2 separate regions of the Homo sapiens genome follow, and region 2 is linked to region 1. Evidence: chromatin loops called from intact Hi-C (ENCODE). Cell type or tissue: HCT116. All regions are shown on one strand. Links, peaks and the distances in the headings refer to the core of each region. The heading gives the core; the rest is flanking DNA.

Region 1 (10,853 bases), core at 1,632-9,631:
GCCAGGACCCCGTTCACCATCTCCACCTGCCATCCAGTCCTCCAAGAAGTGAGCTCTGGGGAGGAGGCTTTGGAAAGGGAGAGGAAGCCAATCAATGTTTTCCAGCTTCAAATTATCATTTTAGCTTCCTTTTCCCCATTAGACCATGGGTAAGTCCCCTCTAATTATTTTCCATCATGTGTGTCAAGTACCAAGTCAAGTCCGCTGAGTCAGAATGACTAAAGATCACATTGATTCAAGACTTATCCGAAGGCCACTGACGTGTCTAGGTGGTTCCATCCAGTCTGAGGAACAGTCCTACCCCTATTACATGAAGAACTATCATTGGGATTTTCCAGTTTCTTAGAAAGATGTTCATGTTTCTTTGTATGAATTCTTGGCAACCTCCCGAGCAATTTATCATAAAAGCTCATGTGCGTAAAGTGCAAAATCCTTCTCAAAAGACTTCCACAATTTTTATTTTTGTCCTCTCGTGTGATCCTCATCACAATACAATGATCTGAGGCATGAAAGTGGTTTTTTTTTTTTTTTTTTTTAAGACATGGTCTTGCTCTGTTGCCCAGGCTGGTTTCAAACTCCTGAGCTCAAGTGATCCTCCCGCATCAGCCTCCCAAAGTGCTGGGACTATAGGTACACAACACCATGCCCTGCTGGAAGTGGCATTTTTATTCCCACTTTACGTAGGAGCATTTCCTCACCCAAAGCAGAGACTGTTAAAGGGTTGATCCAGGTTTCTCCGGCCTGGGAGACTTTTGGAGTAGAACTTGGGTCTTCCAACTTCCTGTCCCATGCCTGACACCTGACACCATGCTGCCTGCTCAGGGACCATTGCTGACCCATCTTTCACTGCCAGGCCCTCCTCCTCCTCAGAAGACTTTATCTCTCCCTCCTTTAAAGCTGAATTTAGTGACAATATATTTTATTTTTGACTCCCACTGTTTCTTTAGTTTTTTGGTTTTTGTTTTTTAAATTTCAGACAGAGTCTTGCTCTGTCGCTCAGACTGGAGTGCAGTGGCATGATCTCGGCTCACCACAACCTCCGCCTCCCGGGTTCAAGCAATTCTCATGCCTCAGTCTCCCAAGTAGCTGGGACTACAGGCACCTGCCCCCACACCTGGCTAATTTTTTATATTTTTAGTAAGAGATGGGGTTTCCCCATGTTGCCCAGGCTGGTCTCAAACTCCTGATCTCAGGTGATCTGCCTGCCTCGGCCTCCCAAAGTGCTGGGATTACAGGCGTGAGCCACCATGCCCGGCCATAGATTTTTATTATTCAAATACCAATACGTCGTTGTTGTAACGGATTTAAATTATGTATGAGAATATAGAGCCCAGTGTGAAAGGGCCCATTCCTGGCTTGGAGCTTATACATCCTGGCTGCTGTCCTGGGCCACCAGGGAATGTCTGCTTTCCCTCCCTTCCAGTATGTCTTTCCTCCTCCTCTTCCTTTTTTCCTCGTCATCCTCTTCCCTTTCCTCCTTCTCCTCCTTTCTCCTTCCTTCTCCTCTTCCCCTTCTTCTTCCTACTTCTCCTTTTCCCCTTCACTTTCTTTCCCCTCACATCTCTCTTTCTTCTCCCATATGTATTTAAATAAAATAAGGATGTTGTTTTACACAAATAAAAAAATAGTTTTAGAAACATGCCTTGGTGGAAAGCAAGAATTTTTTCAAAACCTTTCTTATATAAAGGAAAACGACACAAAGCCTCCTGTAGTGTAGAGCTGGAGCTAATTTTAGGAAGAAGGAGGATTTGACACACATGAAGGAAAAGAGAAGCTCGTTCGCCACGAGACGTGGGGAGCCAAGACAGGGAGTGAGACAAAATAAAACCCCGTGAGTCACCTTTGAGCTCTCTCCTCCTCCCCATCCCAAATGCAGGCTACCAGCAAATCCTCCCTGCTCTATCTTCATAACATATCCAAAATCTGGCCGGGCACGGTGGCTCATGCCTGTAATCCCAGTGATTTGGGAGGCCGAGGTGGGCGGATCACTTGAGGTCAGGAGTTTGAGACCAGCCTGGCCAACATAACAAAATCCCATTTCTACTAAAAATACAAAAATTAGCCGGGCGTGGTGGTGGGCAGCTGTAACGCCAGCTACTCTGGAGGCTGAGGCACGAGAATTGCTTGAACCCGGGAGGCGGAGGTTGCAGTGAGCTGAGATTGCACCACTGCACTCCAGCCTGGGCAACAGAGCAAGACTCTGTCTCAAAAAACAAAACACACACACACACACACACACACACACACACACACACACATATCCCAAATCCTTCCTTTTTTCATCACCTCCCAACTCACATCCTGGTGCATGCCATGAGCATCTCTTTCCTGGATTTTTGCAGCTGCCCCACTGGTGTGCCAGAGCCAGCTTGTTAAATCACCTGAGCCGAATATGAAGTTTCCAGGAATTCTGCAAGTTAGTTGTTAAATGCAACCATTACTAAAAATTAAACAATATAAACTTATTATTAAATTATATTAAAAACCAAGGTAATAAATATTTAGAAGTCAACGCTTCCTGATTTTACTCCATTTTACGGAGGCCGTTGATCTGTATTGTATTCACATGGTAGGAATACTGTACGATGCCAGGCTGCTGCACATCTCTCCCCAACTCTGCTTTTATTCTTTTTATTGATCTATTTATTTATTTGGAGATAAGGTCTTGCTCTGTCTCCAGGCTGTTAGAGTGCAGTGGTACAATCATGGCTCACTACAGCCTCAAACTCCCGGGTTCAAGTGATCCTCCCGCCTCAGCCTTTCAGGTAGCTAGCACCACAGGTGCATGCCACCATGCCTGATTACTTTTTATTTTGTATTTTGTAGAAATGGGATCTCACTATGTTGCCCAGGCTGGTCTTGAACTCCCGGGCTCAAGCAGTCCTCCCACCTCGGCGTCCCAAAGCACTGGGATTACCAGTGTGAGCCACCATGGCCTGCCTGTTTTCAGCTTTATTGGTGGAAATCAGCTATGGTGGAAGTATGAACACCACAGAAATCACCAAACACTACAAATCAGTAGTGGTCAACACTTTATAAATGCTCACTGGCCGTTTCACTCTGAATGAACAAAAGTCCCCATCTTCTGAAGAACTCACCAGGCCTGAAGCCTCCCCGCAATTCCCAACATACACCTTCTTCCCTAGTCTGGTAAGTTTATCCTACTGAAATACTACACCTGGAAGCCCAGCTAAAGTCTCACCTCTCTAGTGGAACTTTCCTTCTATTTTATTTATCTGGTCTTCCTGTTTTCCAATTCTTTTTATTTCATATACACAGTCTCACACTAACCTGTTCCTCAATGTCTCTGACTTTACTGTAAGTTCATAGACAGAGTCCATACACATTAGGTGCTCAATAAAGGCATATCAGGGGCTGGGCACGGTGGCTCATGCCTGTAATCCCAGCACTTTGGAGGGCTGACATGGGTGGATCACTTGAGCTCAGGAGTTCGTGACCAGCCTGGGCAACATGGTGAAGCCCTGTCTACAAAAATTAGCTGGGCATGGTGGTGCATGCCCGCAGCCCCAGCTACTTGAGAGGCTGAAGTAGGAGGATCGCTTGAGCCTGGGTGGTTGAAGCTGCAGTGTGCAGTGAGCATGTCACGGCACTCCAGACTGGGCAACCGAGCAAGACTCTGTCTCCAAAAAGCAACAACAAAAACAAAAGACAAATCACTGATGCAGGACTAGAGACCTGGCCCAAGATAATGTTACTAAGAGTAGTGAAAACAGATTTAAATATCATTATCATCTGATGGACCTAACCTTTCTGTCATTTGTTTCACTCATTTGCATAACCATCTGTGAGGTAAGCAATATTATCTGAACTTTACAGATGACAAAGTTAAGAAACTTGCCAGGTCAGACGGCTAGTAGGAGGCAGAGCTGGAACTTGAATCTGTGCTCTTTCTAAGAGGAGGAATTACTGGAGGAAAATGACCGAGGTTTCCATGGTAAATTGAATTGTGTTGGGAACTATACATGGTATTGGAGACTGCTCTGGTGGCACCATGAATGCCCTGACTTGGATACTCTTGTTTTCCAGGTAAAGAGACTGTATGTGGTGTTTTGACATTTTTCCAGAATCCCAATGTGCACAAGAGGCTTTCTGGGTGTGAGACATTTGTAACTAGGGGAATTAGTGCTATCCTGTTGGGCTGGCCTCTTGGAAGTGATTTGCCTTGGTTTTTCTCAGTGAGGGGACTGAAGTTGGGGAAAATGACAACAAGGAATTGTAGCCCTTCTTGCTGTGGTTGGCTGTGACAACACATGACACACATCATCCCCTCCACAACCAGAACAGGGATTCATGGGGACCCCAGAAGGCTTGACTGATGGACTAAAATGTGGGCTTTGATGGCCTCCTTCTTTTGGCCCTGCTTTTGTTTTTTATTGTTGTTGTTGTTGTTTGTTTGATTGTTTGTTTTTTCTGAGATAGGGTCTCACTGTTTTTGCAGGCTGGAGTGCAGTGGCATGATCACGGCTCACTGCAGCCTTGATCTCCCCAGGTTCAGGTGATCCTCCCACCTTAGCCTCTCAAGTAACTGGGACTACAGGCACGTGCCACAATGCCCAGCTAGTTTTTGTATTTTTTATAGAGAAAGGGTTGTGTTGCCCAGGCTGGTCTTGAACTTCTGGACTGAAGCCACCCTCCCACCTTGGCTTCCCAAAATGCTGGGACTACAGGTGTGAGCCACCACTCCTGGACTTGGGCCTGCTTTTGAATGATGCCAAGGCCGTCACGGTGGTCTCAAAGTCAAGCAATACAGTCAACCCAGAACCATGTTGGGCTCATCTGATCTTAGAGTCAGCCTCTCTCTGATACATTTAGATCATGTATTAGAACGGCAGCAAAAGGCACATGATTGTAGAGAGGGATGAGCTTTAACCAAGGTTAAAGAGCTTTGGCTCTTACTGGTGATGGTCCTGAAGTCAGTTATTTTGCCTCTCTTTGCCTCGGAGTTTCTTCATTTGCACAATAGGGGTAATGTTAGGATTAAAGGAGATAAAGTATGGGTCTAGTACATGGTCAATGATCATCAAGACGAAGGTTTTCTTGCAGAAATACAGGTCGGGCCCCTCAGCAGGGATTTGGCTGGTCCCACCTGATGTCATTCTTCCCACTAGTTTCAAACTGGGCTGCTCGCCTGTGGCCAGGGAGTGTATTCCAAAGCATTCCTGTTCGCCAGCTCAGGCCTCAGGGCTGCTGTGAAGCTGCAATTCCTTTCATGGAGCTCATGTGTGTGACAGGGTGTGCCCAGCTCTTAAAGTGCTTTGAAGAAAATGCCTTTGTGCTAAAAGCTCTATAAATATAAGGCGCAGACCTGGGCGTGGTGTTTCCAGAATACTCCCAATTTGATGTTAGCTGTCATCAAAGGCTCAGGTCATAGAAAAGTTGGAAATGGGGGTGGTTTGCCAATTCAGTGATTCCCCAAAGCAGAGATGATTGTTTTTTCTTTTTTTTTCCAACTTCCATTGCTTGATGGTACAAGGCCCATGTTGCCTTTCTTGTGTCCAGAACTACACAAACCTGATTTCAAGTATCCTTTTGAAGAATTACCAATTGCATACTCTCTCTCTACCCCTTTCTTCCCCACCCCACCCACCAACCATCCAGAGCCATCCAACAGCTCCTCCTGGTGGCCATTGCGGAGAGAGATTCTCTGATCACACACCTTTACCTTCAGTATGAATGTGCTTCATTCATTTATTCAACCACTTTTTATTGGTTAACTACTATGCACAAGGCATCTTGCTAGATGCTGGAGATACCAATAGAACAAATAGGGTTCCTGCCTTCATGGGGTCACAATTCTGTGAGGAAACAGACAAACAAGTGATTATAATTACACAATGACTGTGTCATAACAAAAGTATGTACAAGAGCATGGGGGAGGAGCAGGAAAGGAACCTAAGGCATGTTGATATTGAAGCTAAGAAGGCCACAACTTCAGGGCCTTCTCATTTGCATGGTCCCCTTCTGAGGCCATATCACATGTGCATATAACACACACACACACACACACACACACACACACACACACACACACATATTTTTTTCAGACAGGGTCTTGGTCTGTCACCCAGGCTGGAGTGCGGTAGCGATCACAGCTCACTGCAGCCTCAAACTCCTGGGGTCAAGCGATCCTCTCGTTTCAGCCTCCGGAGTAGCTGGGATAACAGGTACACACCACCACACCTGGCTAATTTTTGTATTTTTTGTACAGACTGGGTTTTGCTATGTTGCCAAGACTGGTCTCAAACTCCTGGCCTCAAGTGATCCTTCCTCCTCAGCCTCCCAAATTGCTGGAATTATAGGTCTTAGCCACCATCCCTGGCCTATGGTCATAGATTTTTATAAAATTTACAGGAGTAACCCATTTTGAAGGAATCAGTTAAGATTACACTTGTCTTCTGCACTAACACTTACTGTCATATTTCTCCTGTTATTGGGGGACATGGAAGCAGGAAAAGTTGTCTTTGGAACTGGCTTAGGGAGGGTTGAGTTGGGGATAGAATTCATTTGGGTTTAGTGAGGTTTTTTGTTGTTGTTGTTGTTGTTTGTTTTTTTTTTTTCTTTTTTTGAGATGGAGTTTTGCTCTTGTTGCCCAGGCTGGAGTGCAATGGCGCGATCTCAGCTCTCTGCAACCTGCCCCTCCCGAGTTCAAGTGATTCTCCTGCCTCAGCCTCCCGAGTAGCTAGGATTACAGGCATGCGCCACCACACCCGGCGAATTTTGTATTTTTAGTAGAGACGGGGTTTCTCCATGTTGGTCAGGCTGGTCTCGAACTCTTGACCTCAGATGATCGGCCCACCTCAGCCTCTCAAAGTGCTGGGAATACAGGCATGAGCCACCATGCCCGGCCCCTGGGTTTAGTGAGATATTTTTATGGGTTCATAGTTAAGCTATTGTCAGGCTTCCTTGTGTAGGAGCAGCTTCCAGAAATACTTCTATCACCCACCTTTCTGACTCAGCAACGCTGTGACATAAAGCTTCATGATCAGAGGCTACATCACAATTTAAACATGTCTGCTAGCTCCGGACACCAGAGCTAGGTGAACAATGGAGGAGAAACGTGATTTAGATAGATGGAGCCAGAAGCTAGTCTGCGGAATGTTCTTCAAATTATCAGACGTGTCACTTTGTAAGCAGAGGATTTGGTTGTGGGAAAACTTGAGAGAGGCTTCTGCAGATGTGGGAGCAGTTTTCAACACTTTTTTTTTTTTTTGAGACGAAGTCTCACTCTTGTCCCCCAGGTTGGAGTGCAATGGCACGATTTTGGCTCACTGCAGCCTCTGCCTCCTAAGTTCAAGCAATTCCCCTGCCTCAGCCTCCCAAGTAGCTGGGATTACAGGTGCCTGCCACCACGCTCGGCTAATTTTTGTATTTTTAGTAGAGATGGGGTTTCACCATGTTGGCCAGGCTGGTCTCGAACTCCTGACCTCAGGTGATCCGCCCACCTCAGCCTCCCAAAGTGCTGGGATTACAGGTGTGAGCCACCGCATCCGACCCAGTCTTCAATGACATCACTACTGAGTTTTGAAGCTGGAAGACATGTTTTCAAACAATCTATAGGCTAAAGCAAATCACCATAAAGTGTTAGAGCAAAGAGAGTGGATCTTTTTTAATCCTCTGTATAGAAAAAAAAGGTAGAAAATTGTTTTATGAAGAAGAGATCAGCGTTTGCAGCTAAAAAGTAGAGGAAAGAGAACTATTCTAGAGGCATATGAGGCAGTCACTATTTCTGTGGATTTTGTAATATCTGTGGAATTTGTCAGATGTTATTGTGATATGTTATGATTTTATACTCATTCTAAATAAATGTTCATTTTCATGCCTAATTTTTCATTTGTAATTCTGGATTCTTTTCTTTCATACTTCAGACTCTATACAACTTGGATCAGGCCTGGGAAAGAGACCCTAAGTGTGTCCTGGGGAGGACCAGTGGGGCTTCATGGAGGGTCAGTGTGGGTGCCAAGAGATGGAGGAACCTTATGAGTTGGCCAAGGGCAAAGTGAGCAAGGGAATTTCCAGGCAGAGAGGAAAAGTCAAGAGGCCTATGAGAGCCCTTCTGTAGAGGAAAGTGGGATATTGCAACTGAGGGCATGGAAGTGATCAAGGCCCCCAGGCCAGGTCATAGAGAGCTCTTCTGCTGTCCACAGGGTTCCCAAGGGAGGACCCCTGAGCGTTCAGGCAGGGAGTAGGCAGATGCTGATTTGGGGGTCCGCTAACTTTTCCTCTGTCTTTATCACTCAGCTTTTGATGAATTCTACCTTTTCTCATCTCTCTGTACATATCCCCTTAATCTTCCTCCTTCCTCATACTTTTTGGTTAATTCCTTTGACTGCCCTCTTCACTACCCTTCCACACCAAGGAAGGCTTTTTTATTTTTTTAAATTTTTTTCAGAGAGAGTCTTGCTCTGTTGTCCAGGCTGGAGTGCAGTGGCTCGATCTTGGCTTACTGCAACCTCTGCCTCCTGGGTTCAAGCAATTCTCCTGCCTCAGCCTCCTGAGTAGCTGGGATTACAGGTGCCCACCACCACGCCTGGCTAGTTTTTGTATTTTTTTTAGTAGAGACAGGGTTTCACCATGTTGGCCGGGCTGGTCTCAAACTCCTGACCTCAAGCAATCCTCCTGCCCCAACCTCCCAAAGTGCTCGGATTACAGGTGTGAGTCACCGCACCCGGCCCAAGTAGTGCTTTTTTGTCTCTCTCCTGTTGATTGTGAAATAGGAATGACTACAATCACCAAAGGAACTAACACAATGTTAGTGAGTACCCATAAGTGTTCAGTGCTGAGTAAGTAGTTGATAATTAAAATGGTAAAGGTATTGCCCTCAAGAATCCTGTTGGCTATGGGGAGATTCAGCTAAACAAGCAAACAGATATCTGATTTTTAATAAATGCGAGAAAAGAAACCATGTACTGTACCACAGTTGATTTATCCATTCATCCATCAATGGACATTTGGCTGATCCCACCTTTTGCTTATTGTGAATGGTGCTGCATTCATCTGTCTGCATTCGTGTGAGTAGCAGTCTTTTGTTCTTTGGGTACAGACCTAGGAGTGGAATTGCTACAATTTGTGTTTCGATGCTTTGTCCTTCTATCTTCCTGGAATCTCGATTTATCAATTATTTCCCATGCTTCTTCAATATTTACATTTTTTCCACCACTCCCTCCCTTCTGGTGTACAGGACATGGAAAGATCCAATCTGAAATAAATATTCAAATACTGTGAAAAAAAGTTCCTATGATTTTCAGATACAGAAACCTCAATGTTAAGCCATTGCGGAAAATCTTTATTTCACAAAAGGATCTGAAAAGTACGAAGGGAACTGAGGAGAAAGAAAATCTCAACAAAAGCAGTTCTGGGAAACCATCTCTCATCAGCCTTCATTCTTGAGTGATGACCACCATACTAGATTTTATCGTCTTCTTGGACTTACGAAAACAAAGGTTTCACATAGATTGAGACCCACTTCTCTACCTTTCCACAGGTTGATTTATTTCTTGATTTAGTGAGCTTGCAAATATAGATAGATTACTTTCTTAAGCTGCTTCATGAGATGGAGCAACCTGCAGCTGGGGTGACACAAGCATACTACAAAGTCCTGCTGCCTTGTGGTGGGAAGGACTTGGGCTGGAGAACCGCAGACTGTATTCCTGGACAAACAACTGAAGCCATTCTGTACTCTGCAGAATATGAAAATTAAAGCAAAACTCTTTGCAACAATGCCCGAGTTGCTTTCTAAGTTTCCTTTCAGCTTTAGAAGCCTAAGATTCTAAATATATTGCTGGCTTTGTCGTGTAATCAGATACAAAGGTGGGACCATTCCTATTGACATTTCTTACTCTGAGTCTAAGCATAAGAGGTTTGTTGAAATAGAAATTGGCTAATTAGCATATTTCCATTTCTAAAAAGTACATTGACTTCACTTCCCTTTGCACTTGTGTGTTCTGCATGTTTTATGTGGAGTATTTGGTGAAGACTGTCTCACAAGAAGGTCCTAGCTTTAGCAACTTGGGGGAATTCTTCAGTTGAAACTCCAGGTAGTTCTTATCAGATACTTTGACAAGCCCCTAACTAGAAAGAGGAAAATGTTTTGCAGTTTGTTGTAAAACTCTTCAAAGACATTATTCTATCTTTTTGGTAAAACGATTCCATTTCATGCTCCTACTACATTCTTTGCATTCTCTTCTTGTTTCATCTCAAAGATACTTGTTTTCTCTATGAGTGACTTTCATGTGGTTTTTCGTGTGTTATAATTTCTTTTCTTTGGATGAATAGTCTATATTCATGGTGGTTTTAAGAAGCATGAGTGAGGCCTGGGATGCTTTTTTTTTTTTTTTGAGACCGAGCCTCTCTTTGTCACCCAGGCAAGAGGGCAATGGCGAAATCTCGGCTCACTGCAACTTCCACCTTCAGGTTCAAGCGATTCTCCTGCCTCAGCCTCCCAAGTAGCTGAGATTACAGGTGCCTGCCACCACGCCCAGCTAATTTTTGTATTTTTGTAGAGACGAGTTTTCACCATGTTGGCCAGGCTGGTCTCGAACTCCTGACCTCAGGTGATCCACCTGTCTCGGCCTCCTAAAGCGCTGGGATTATAGGCATGAGCCACCACACCCAGCCCTGGGATGCTTATTTTATCTGAGGAACACAACCTCAATCAGGCTGCATGGATGTACTGAAACAAAGCACAACAGACCCATCTTTGCAAAGGTAAGTGGCCACATGCACAAACTCTCCAAAAATGAACCTAGCGTAGCAAGAGATACAAATAGCATAGGCAAGCCTGAAGGTCTACATAGTCACCTCTTAATGGGATGCTTATTTTATCTGAGTAAGAG
Region 2 (9,670 bases), core at 188-8,187, 360 kb before region 1:
AGGTTTGCTTTCCTCTGCCTAGAAAGCTCGTGATAGAAATTGGTACAGCTTGCTGCCCCTTTATCAGTCTCCTCAAAGAGGCCGTTCCTGGGCCAGGTGCAGTGGCTTACCCTTGTAATCCTAGCACTTGGGAGGTCAAGGTGGAAGGATTGCTTGAGCTTGAGTTTGAGACCAGCCTTAGTGAGACTTTTTTTGTTTTTTAGCCTTTGCTGATGGCTCATACCATCTAAAAACACCTCCATCACTCTTCACTCAGGTTTTCTTCGAAAGAACACCAGATGTGTTGAGTGAATTGTGAATGTTTAAAGGGCTTTGGACGAATCTGAACCTGTGAAGATGTAAAAAGGTTAATGAATTTTTTTTCTTCGTTTTGATTTTGGTCCCCTCACCTTGAGAGATGGAAGAGGAACAGCAAGTAGCATTTTTTTAAAAAAAATGATTACACTTTACGATTGATCACCAAAACCTAACTGCAAACCTGTCCTAAATTGTTAGCATATGTAGTCTCTAAGCAAGGGTAACCAACTAAACCGGTAATCATAGCCTAAGAGGGACCAGTAAGCATATTCCTAAGAGGAACACGTTTTAGGAGTAAATAAGCCAATGAGAAATGAGATGCTGCTTCTGATGCGACAATCCTGGGGAGATGGACTGGTAGGAGGAAGTGACCCTGCTTCTAAAGCCAGGATTGGGTGAGGCATGGGGGTTGGAGATTGGCCTGGTTTCACTAGGTCACCTGGTTTCACAGGTTTCACCTGTGGTTTAGAAGATGCTTTGACATCCAACCAGCCCCCTTCTGACTTCTAGAACAGGAACCAGGCACTCATCACATTCTAAGCTGTGTCACTAATGAAACATCTGTACTACCCATACCCATCTTAAAGGAAAAAGGCTAGGATGTAAGAATTGCCTGCCTTTGCAATGGATGGGAAGATTAAGATTGAACAGAACTTGATGCCATTGTTTTTCCCCATAAATGAGCTTCCTTTTTTAAGATGCCTTCTGTTAATTGCCCAATTTGATCAGCGTATCTAAGTGTGCTAGTATGAACTGTTTCTTACACTTGTAGGCAGTTCAAGGGCTTTATCTTGGGACAACAGAATGTAAGGACAGTGATTTTTGTCATTTTTGTGACTTATGTATCCCCATCACCTAGAAGAATCAACACACGTTGGAGAATCAACAGATATTTGTCAATAAGCCTTTTAAATTTCACGTTTTGCCCCACATTTTGATGCCTTGACATTTTATTACCTTTATGAACTAAAAAAGTGATAAGCTGAAAATACTACCATGGTTGGTGAGGGCTCTCACTTTTAAGATGTCAAGAGTCGTTTCAGGCTACACTTGTCTGTATCTTCACAAGCACAAGAGTTCCAAAGATACTACCTAAAATACAGTGGTGTGAAAAAATGCTTGATACCATTAATCAGGGAAATGGAAATCAAAGCCACGAGATATCAACTCCACTTTTGACTGTTATCAGATGAAAAATAACATGCTGGCAAGGACTGGAGAAAAGAGAACTCAATCACTGTTGGTGGGAATGTGACACTAGTACAGCCATTATGGAGAGTGGTATGGAGTTTCCTTAAGAAACTACAAATAGGGCCGGGCACAGTGGTGCATGCCTGTAATCCCGGCTACTCAGGAGGCTGAGGCAAGAGAATCGCTTGAACCCGGGAGGCGGAGATTGCAGTGGGCTAAGATCATGCCACTGCACTCCAGCTTGGGCCACACAGAAAGGCACTGTCTTAAAAAACAAACAACAATACAAATAGAACCACCATATGATCCAGCAATTCCTTTAGTAGCATTTCCTATACCTAAAGAAAAGCGTGTATCAGAGATATCTGCAACCCCATGTTTACTGCAGCAAGCACTATTCACAATAGCTAAGATAGAGAATCAACTTAAGTGTCTCTCAGTGGATGGATAAAAGTGTGGTACGTATACACAATGGAATACTATTTGGCCATTAAAAAAATGAAATCCTGTCATTCCCTGGAGGACATTATGTTAAGTGAAATAAGCCAGGAACAGAAAGATACATACTTCTCATATGCAGAACCTAAACAAGTTGGTATCATTGAAGTAGAAAGTCGTTACTAGAGGCTGGGAAGGGGAGAGGGAATAGGGAGAAACTGATTAATTGGTTAAAGGATATAAAATTACAGCTAGACGGGAGAAATAAAAGTGTTCTATAGCACTGTAGGCTGTCTAGTTGATTTTTTTTTTTTTTTTTTTTTTTTTTTTTTGGGATAGAGTCTCACTCTGTTGCCCAGGCTGGAGTGCAGCCTGGGCTCACTGCAACCTCTGCTTCCCAGGTTCAACCTCACTGCAACCATCTCGGCTCATTGCAACCTCCACCTCCCAAGTTCAAGCAATTCTGCTTCTGCCTCCTGAGTAGCCAGGATTACAGGCACCTGTCATTATGCCCAGCTAATTTTTGTATTTTTGTAGAGATGGGGTTTCACCATGTTGGTCAGGCTGGTCTTGAACTCCTGACCTCAGGTGATCCACCCGCCTCAGCCTACCAAAGTGCTGGGATTACAGGTGTGAGCCACCGCGCCCAGCCGAGGGTCCTCTTTTAAATGTGCAAAAAACTTTCCAGTTTGAACACAGTGTGAATTGCCTTCAAGAAATCTCACAGGGATGACATCATAACAGTGGAGCCCTGCAGGCAGGCCTGGGACAAAAAGATGCAGATCTGGGGAAGGAGAGGCTTCATTACAAAATCCTTTTCACTGCTTTTCCCTCAGTGGGGTTTCCAATTATGTGAACCAATTGCAAAATTTTTTCAACATTTACTTTGGTTAAATGCATGTCTCCCAGAAGAATTTGTCAGATGACGGGAGCGATTAACTTCAGAAATGGACGCACTCTCTGGTTCCCACGATCCTAGTGAGATCTTTTCATTCTACTTCTTCCACACATGCCCGTTCCCCTCTGCCCCAACCCTGCAAGACAAGATATCAACTAGCACTTTGGGAACCTTAATCGAGTCTCTTCACCTATTGTTATTTTCCATGTGGACTTTGCTGGAGCTAGCATTTCCTGCTTTAGTGTAAAAACAGAAAAGTGTTAGAAAAGCCGCTGGTAGAGAATGAAGGTGAGAACCTAGGAAGAGAAATGTGTCTGTGTCCAGCACTAGAGGAAGGAACTGAGCTGTTACCATGTAGTTGAACCAGGAAAGAGGAAAACTGTGCCTGGGGACAAGGTCAATGCAAACTGCAGAGCAAATGTCAAGCCTTTCCACTGATGCCTTGGCAGCCATTCATCATGGGGACCCCCTTGTCTGCATCCTCTCTGCTTCCAAAGAATCACTGATGATGGTCAATAGGAGGTTCTTGCTGCAAATCACTCTGGTGAATTGCATTTAATGCCGTGTAAGAATTACCATGTTTTGTTTGGCTGGGGCCACTGAACTTCTCAGGCAGGGGAAGACTGCATATCTCCAAGAAGGTTTAATGCTACCATTGAGTTTCTTGGCTGGAATCCATCCCACATCATTCAGCTTGCTCGTTAGCACCATGCAGTGCCTAGGAGTCCCACTCATATGGAAGGGCACTCATGTCAGCTTTTCTAAGTGTGGATGTTTGACATTCCAGCTGTCTCTCCTCTCTCCTCACTCAACAGTGATGCTGTGACTTCTTATTTTGAAAAATATCAAACGTATAAAAAGTTGAAAGAACTATACAGTGAGCACCTACTCGTATATTCCCCACTGAGATTCAATGATTAACGTGGTCCTATTTCTCTACCTCTCTTTCTCTGTCTCTGTATGCTCTTTTGTTTGAACCATTTGAAAGCCAATTGTAGAAACGGTGGGACATACCCCTACACACTTTAGTGTGACTCTCCTAAGAATAAAGCCATCATCCTACATAACTATAATAAGCTGGGCATGGTGGCTCACACATGTAATCACAGCATTTTGGGAGGCCAAAGCAGGCAGATCACTTGAGGTCAGGGGTTCGAGACCAGACTGGGCAACATGATGAAACCCCATCTCTACTAAAAATACAAAAATTAGCCAGGTGTGGTGGTGCATGCCTGTAGTCCCAGCCACTTGCGAGACTGAGGTACAAGAATCGCTTGAACCTGGGAGGTGGAGGTTGCAGTGAGCCGAGATCGCGCCATTGCACTCCAGCCTGGGTGACAAAGCGAGACTGTCTCAAAAAAAAAAAAAAATTTACATATATACTGTCATCACAAAAGCAAACACAATTTGATGGAATTTGGGGACAGGAATAATTAGAGAAATATCCCTATGGAGGTCAAAGCAGAGGAGGTTTCACGTTCTATTGTGCAAGCAGGCTTTTCCAATTACTCCCTACAAGCATACTGAAATGTTTTACAATGAGCATGTTCTTTTGGAGTCAGAACGAAAAAAAATACAAAACCTTTTAAAGCAGCGGTCAGGAACACTGGGTCTCAGCCACGTCTGTGGTGGCCACTGGGCTTGTCGTGGGCCTTCAACACCAGGTGGCGGTGTTGAGCTACATTCAGCAAGCCGGTACTACCCGGTGAGAAGCCTCCCTGGGAAACTAGGGATGGGGCAAGAGAAGGGTGGTTGCACTTTCAAAGTAAATGTCAGAACTTCAAGTAAATCCCTAAAGACATAGGAAGGGGGAAATGACGGAGAACTTAATGAACATATACCTCTTTTGGGGGAAGATGTTCTATACATTGTCTCAGGAGGCTGATCTACTGAATTCAAACCCTCATTCTGTCCCCTCCTTGTTGACTTGCCATGTACAAGCAACTTGACCCAGAGAATGCTGGGTTTTGTTTTATCCTATGTAGGATGACTGGCAGGGATACGGGTGACGAAAGCCCTGAGCACAGGGCCTGACACCGTGCAAGTGCATACAACGTGCTGGCTACTTAACCATGATGACTCACTTCTCTCCACAACTGAGCCACTGCTGGCTTTGTCCTCTCGAAAACCTCTTCTGCCTCTGCTCTAGTCACCTTGTTCGCAGAGCTACCTGGGTATGGGTGGACAGTGGCTTCTTTTGCAGAGTCAGGGAGGTGGACAGCACCCACATGTTGAGAGCAGGACTGCGTCACAGGCTGCAAGCACAGGAGAGTTATCCATTGGCCTCCAGAGTCCATCCTGTAGCATAAGTGTACTTATACCTGATGGACAAAGAATCTTGATTTTGGGTTCAGAATATATTGGCACAAAACCACCCTAGAATGGAAACATTCAGGCCCTCGGCCGGCTTTGCCAAGCTCCCTCCGGAGCATGCACAGTAGCTGCTTTGTTTCATAGGATGGCATCAGCCTCTCCTAAGAAGCAGGTTGGAGAGGACTCGGGGTCACTGGGTGGCTCATCCCAGCCAGCAAGCTGACCCAGAGCCCTCCCTGACAGCTCTTGCCACTGCCCACGTCCACCCAACATTGCACTGATTTCTTCTACCTGCTGCCGGTGTGTGCCCTCCCTTGTCAGAGCTCCTCTTGCCCCTTTCTCCTGGGAATGCCCGCCTCTTCCTCTAGGTATCTGCACCCAGCATCGTTCAAGAGCTGGGCAAATGCCCCTTCTTAGTGCAGATCCACTCTGCTATCTCCAGCTGTTTCCTCTGCCTGGAATGATCCCCCAAGAGTCTCAGGTGATTGGTTCCTTCACACCTCCTAGGTCTTGGCTGCAGTGCCCCTCCCCGGGGGACCTTCCCTTCCTAGTCTCGCTATCCTGTCACTCTGGGTATTTTCTTTTTCTTTTTTTTTTTTTTTGAGATGGAGTTTTGCTCTGTCACCCAGGCTGGAGTGCAGTGGCGCAATCTCGGCTCACTGCAACCTCCACTTCCCAGGTTCAAGCAATTCTCCTGCCTCAGCCTCCCAAGTAGCCAGGATTACAGGCGCCCGCCACCATGCCCAGCTAATTTCTGTATTTTTAGTAGAGAAGGGATTTCACCATGCTGTCCAGGCTTGTCTCCAACTCCCGACCTCAGGTGATCCGCCTGCCTCAACCTCCCAAAGTGCTAGGATTACAGACGTGCGCTACCATGCCCGGCCCACTCTGCGTATTTTTTTCATGGCATGTGGCCCTCTCTAAGTTTACACTAATTTATCTGTATCAGGAAAGGTCATTTTATTTTTAACGTATTTATGGTTTCTTTCCTGCTACTCGAGTAATAAATAAACTCACCAAGGGCAGGGACTTGGTCTTGTTTATTGACTGCTCGGTCCCCACACCTACAGTAGGGCCTGGCACATGAGAGATGCTCCATATGCCAGATGTGGTGGCTCACACCTGTCATCCCAGCACTTTGGGAGGCCAAGGTGGGAGGATTACTTGAGGCCAGGAGTTCAAGACCCTGTCTCTAACAAAATCAAAAATTATCTGGGCACAGTGATACCCACCTGTAATCCTAGTTCCTTGGGAGGCTGAGGCAGGGGTATCACTTGAGCCCTGGAGTCCGAGGCTGCAATGAGTCATGATTGTGCCACAGCAGTCCAGCCTTGGTGACAGAGCAAGAGCCAATCTCTTAAAAATAAAGTGCTTGGTAAAAATTACTGAATGAATAAAGACCCCGGCCCCCAAACTGGAAGCAGTCATACACTCTGGCAAACTCCCTCTTGCTCTTTGTCTGAACCTCTCTCATCCTGTGGAAGCTGATAGCTCTGGGGCTCTTCTGTCCAGACAAGCTGGAAGTGAGATGGGAAACAGCAGCCCCAGCACACTCAGCTTTGTGTCTTTGAGAATGCTTGCCTTGTGTATCATTCCTTGGCTGGTTTTGGCTGTCTTCTGGCCTCAGGTTTATCCTTTGGTGTTTATAGGAGTTTTCTGAGCTGGGGAGGATCCTCAAGTCTACCATTCTGGTGACCCTATGCACATGCCACTCAGATCTGCATTGATCCGTGAGCAGTGGAAGCAGTCTAGACCGCGCCTAGGACATAGGAAAGGAATAAAGGAGCAAACTGTTTAGCAACATGGAAGCTGCAGGAAGCATCTGCCTGCCCTATTCTAACCACTCTGAAAAACCCAAAGCCTTGTGGCTGGAGGGATCTACTTCCCATTCACTCTCATCGTGTAAGCCGACTTGGCTTCTGTACCTCCATGCCATGGACCGGCTTAGAGGAGAAGGACATAGGGCTGCTGCGGGTGGAACAGGGTTAGCAGTGCAGGTGAGCAACAGCCCAAAGTGGACAGTGATTCTTTTTGTTTGTTTGTTTGTTTGTTTGTTTTGAGACAGTCTTGCTCTGTTGCCCAGGCTAGAGTGCAGTGGGACAATCATAGCTCACTGTAGCCTTGAACTCCTGGGCTCAAGTGGTTCTCCCACCTCAGCCTCCCGAGTAGCTGGGACTACAGTTGTGCACCACCATGCCCGGCTAATTTTTTAATTTTTTATAGAGACAGGGTCTCACTCTATTGCCCAGGCTGGTCTGGAACTCCTGGCTTCAAGCAATGCTCCCACCTTGGACTCCTAAGTACATGTGACTAGAGGTGTGAGCCACCATGCCCAGCTAACAGTGATTGATCTATACAGGAAGATAGCAGCCAGAGGCTGACAGCAAGTGAGAGGGCAGGAGCCTGTACAGACTAGGAAAGGGGTTAGGTCATGGGTGAGGAGACCAAGGCTTAGTTCAACAACCATGGACACAATGAGCACCTAGTGGAGGGGCACAAAGGTTCCAGCCCACATGGAACTCACTGCATGGATTTGTGCAAAGCTCTATTCTCAACAGAGTCTGGGTTGGAAGGCAAAGAAACTAAGAAAGGCGAGTGCCCTGAGAGGATTGGGGACAAGCTGAAACTCAGCTGGCACAGGAGGACCTGGGCTTTCTCTACATGTTGAGTTTATAGTACAGGGCAAGGTGGAATTAATCTCCAAAGTGAGCACCAAGTTGTCAGCCAAGACAATCAGTGAAAAGAAATGTAGTGGCTAGGAGTTCAAGACCAGCCTGGGCAGCATAGCGAGACCCCATCTCTACAAAAAAATTAAAAAATTAGCTGGCAAGGTGGTGCACCTATAGTCCCAACTACTCTGGAGGCTGAGGTGGGAGGATTGCTTGAGCCCAGGAATGAGGTTGGGTTTACAGTGACAATGAGCCGTAATTGTGCCACTGCATTCCAGCCTGGGTGACCAAGTAAGACCCTGTCTCTCTCTCTCTCTAAAAAAAAAAAAAAAAGAGAGAAAAGAAAAAAAAAAACAAAGAAATTCAGGTGAACCTGAGTTCAAATGTCAACCCTGCTCATTTCTAATTGTAAGACTGCGCAAATCAGCTCTCAGAGTGCATGTGAGTTCCTCTTGCCTCACCAGGGGACTGGGTGACCTTCTCTGGCTTTTTTGTTTGTTTGTTTTTGAGACAGGGTTTTGTTTTGTCACCCAGGCTGGAGTGCAGTGGCATGATCTCTGCTTCCTGCCACCTTCCAGGCTAAAATGACCCTCCCATCTCAGCCTCCTGAGTAGCTGGGATGACAGGTGTGGGCACCACCACATCCAGTTAATTTTTGTGTATTTTTGGTAAAGACAGGGTTTCATCGTGTTGCCCAGGCTGGTATTGAACTCCTGAGCTCAAGCGATCCATCCACCTCAACCCTTCAAAGTACTGTGATTACAGGCATGAGTCACAGTGCCCAGCTGCATAAGTTTCTCTGAACGGTGACTGTAAAAACTTAATGAGATCACGTAGGTAATGTGCCAGCCCAGTGTTTGGCCCATAGAATGTGCTCAAGAAATAGTACTTATTACAGCTAGGATAATTGGGTGAAAAGCAGGCATTAGTAAGATAGTGAAGTTTATTTTTCTAAGGAGTTAGCAAGAAATTAAAACAGAAAAACACGTGTAAAGAGACTGATGATATTCATATGGGCCTGCTTAACTCTGAGCTTTGCTATTTTACTCAGGTCACTTAGAGGAATAAAAGAAAGTAAAATTCAGCTGGGAGAAGCCAAGTCTACTGAATGACACATCATTCTTCTCTTTGCCAAAGACAGAGATGCTAGTTAGTGGGTTGAGCACTCACCAATGAGTAGGTGCTCTCTTACCTCTGCAGAACTGCAAGCATATTAATGACTGCTTTGTAACCAATGCCTGGGAGCTTTTTTTTTTTAAACCTTAAGAGGAGGAAACTTGAAAAATCTTCCTGAGAGAAAAGGCAATATAAGTTGATTTCACAGTTAACACCTGAGAGTGCTTAATTTGAACCAGGAATGTGTGCATATGTGTGTGTGTATATGTGTGTGTGTGTGTCTCTTTACTGCATCTTCATTTGTTGCTTTCTACAATTAGAAATCATGAAGAGGGGCTGGGAGCGTTGGCTCACGCCTGTAACCCCAGCATTTTGGGAGGCCTAGGCGGGCAGATCACCTGAGGTCAGGAGTTCGAGACCAGCCTGACCAACATGGAGAAACCCCATCTCTACTAAAATTACAAAATTAACCGGGCGTGATGGCACATGCCTCTAATCCCTGGTACTCGGGAGTCTGAGGCAGGAGAATCATCTGAACCCGGGAGGTGGAGGTTGTGGTGAGCCGAGATGGCACTACTGCACTCCAGCCTGGGCAACAAGAGCGAAACGCCGTCTCAAACAAAAAAAAAAAAAAAAAAGAAAGAAAAAAAGGAAAGAGAAGTCATCAAGAGAATTAACATCATTAACTAGTCACTTGTTTTTGCATCAATGACTGTGTGTTAGGCCGTTCTTACATTGCTGTAAAGAA

What was found. Hi-C counts contacts between places; a loop is a spot of excess contacts. Peaks named below come from ENCODE experiments on the same cell type or tissue, not always from the same donor. Only the 100,000 strongest peaks of a DNase experiment are listed, where the experiment ranks them.
Region 2: a loop joins it to region 1, with 13 times the contacts of the local background. A loop is called at or near these places in 6 of 110 quality-filtered maps.

What each region holds. Positions count from the first base shown.
Region 1 is chr10:28,986,295-28,997,147 of GRCh38, forward strand. No RefSeq gene overlaps it. Among named protein-coding and RNA genes, the nearest start is that of C10orf126, 150 kb to the left of the region's middle. RefSeq lists enhancers at 1-47, 4,562-5,761 and a silencer at 5,506-5,800. In HCT116, for the core only: a CTCF peak has its summit at 5,650 (motif pointing left); DNase peaks (open chromatin) are centred at 5,287, 5,627 and 8,735; H3K27ac peaks cover 1,192 bases.
Region 2 is chr10:28,623,822-28,633,491 of GRCh38, forward strand. No RefSeq gene overlaps it. Among named protein-coding and RNA genes, the nearest start is that of BAMBI, 49 kb to the right of the region's middle. RefSeq lists a silencer at 4,391-4,570. In HCT116, for the core only: a CTCF peak has its summit at 4,493 (motif pointing right); a DNase peak (open chromatin) is centred at 4,500.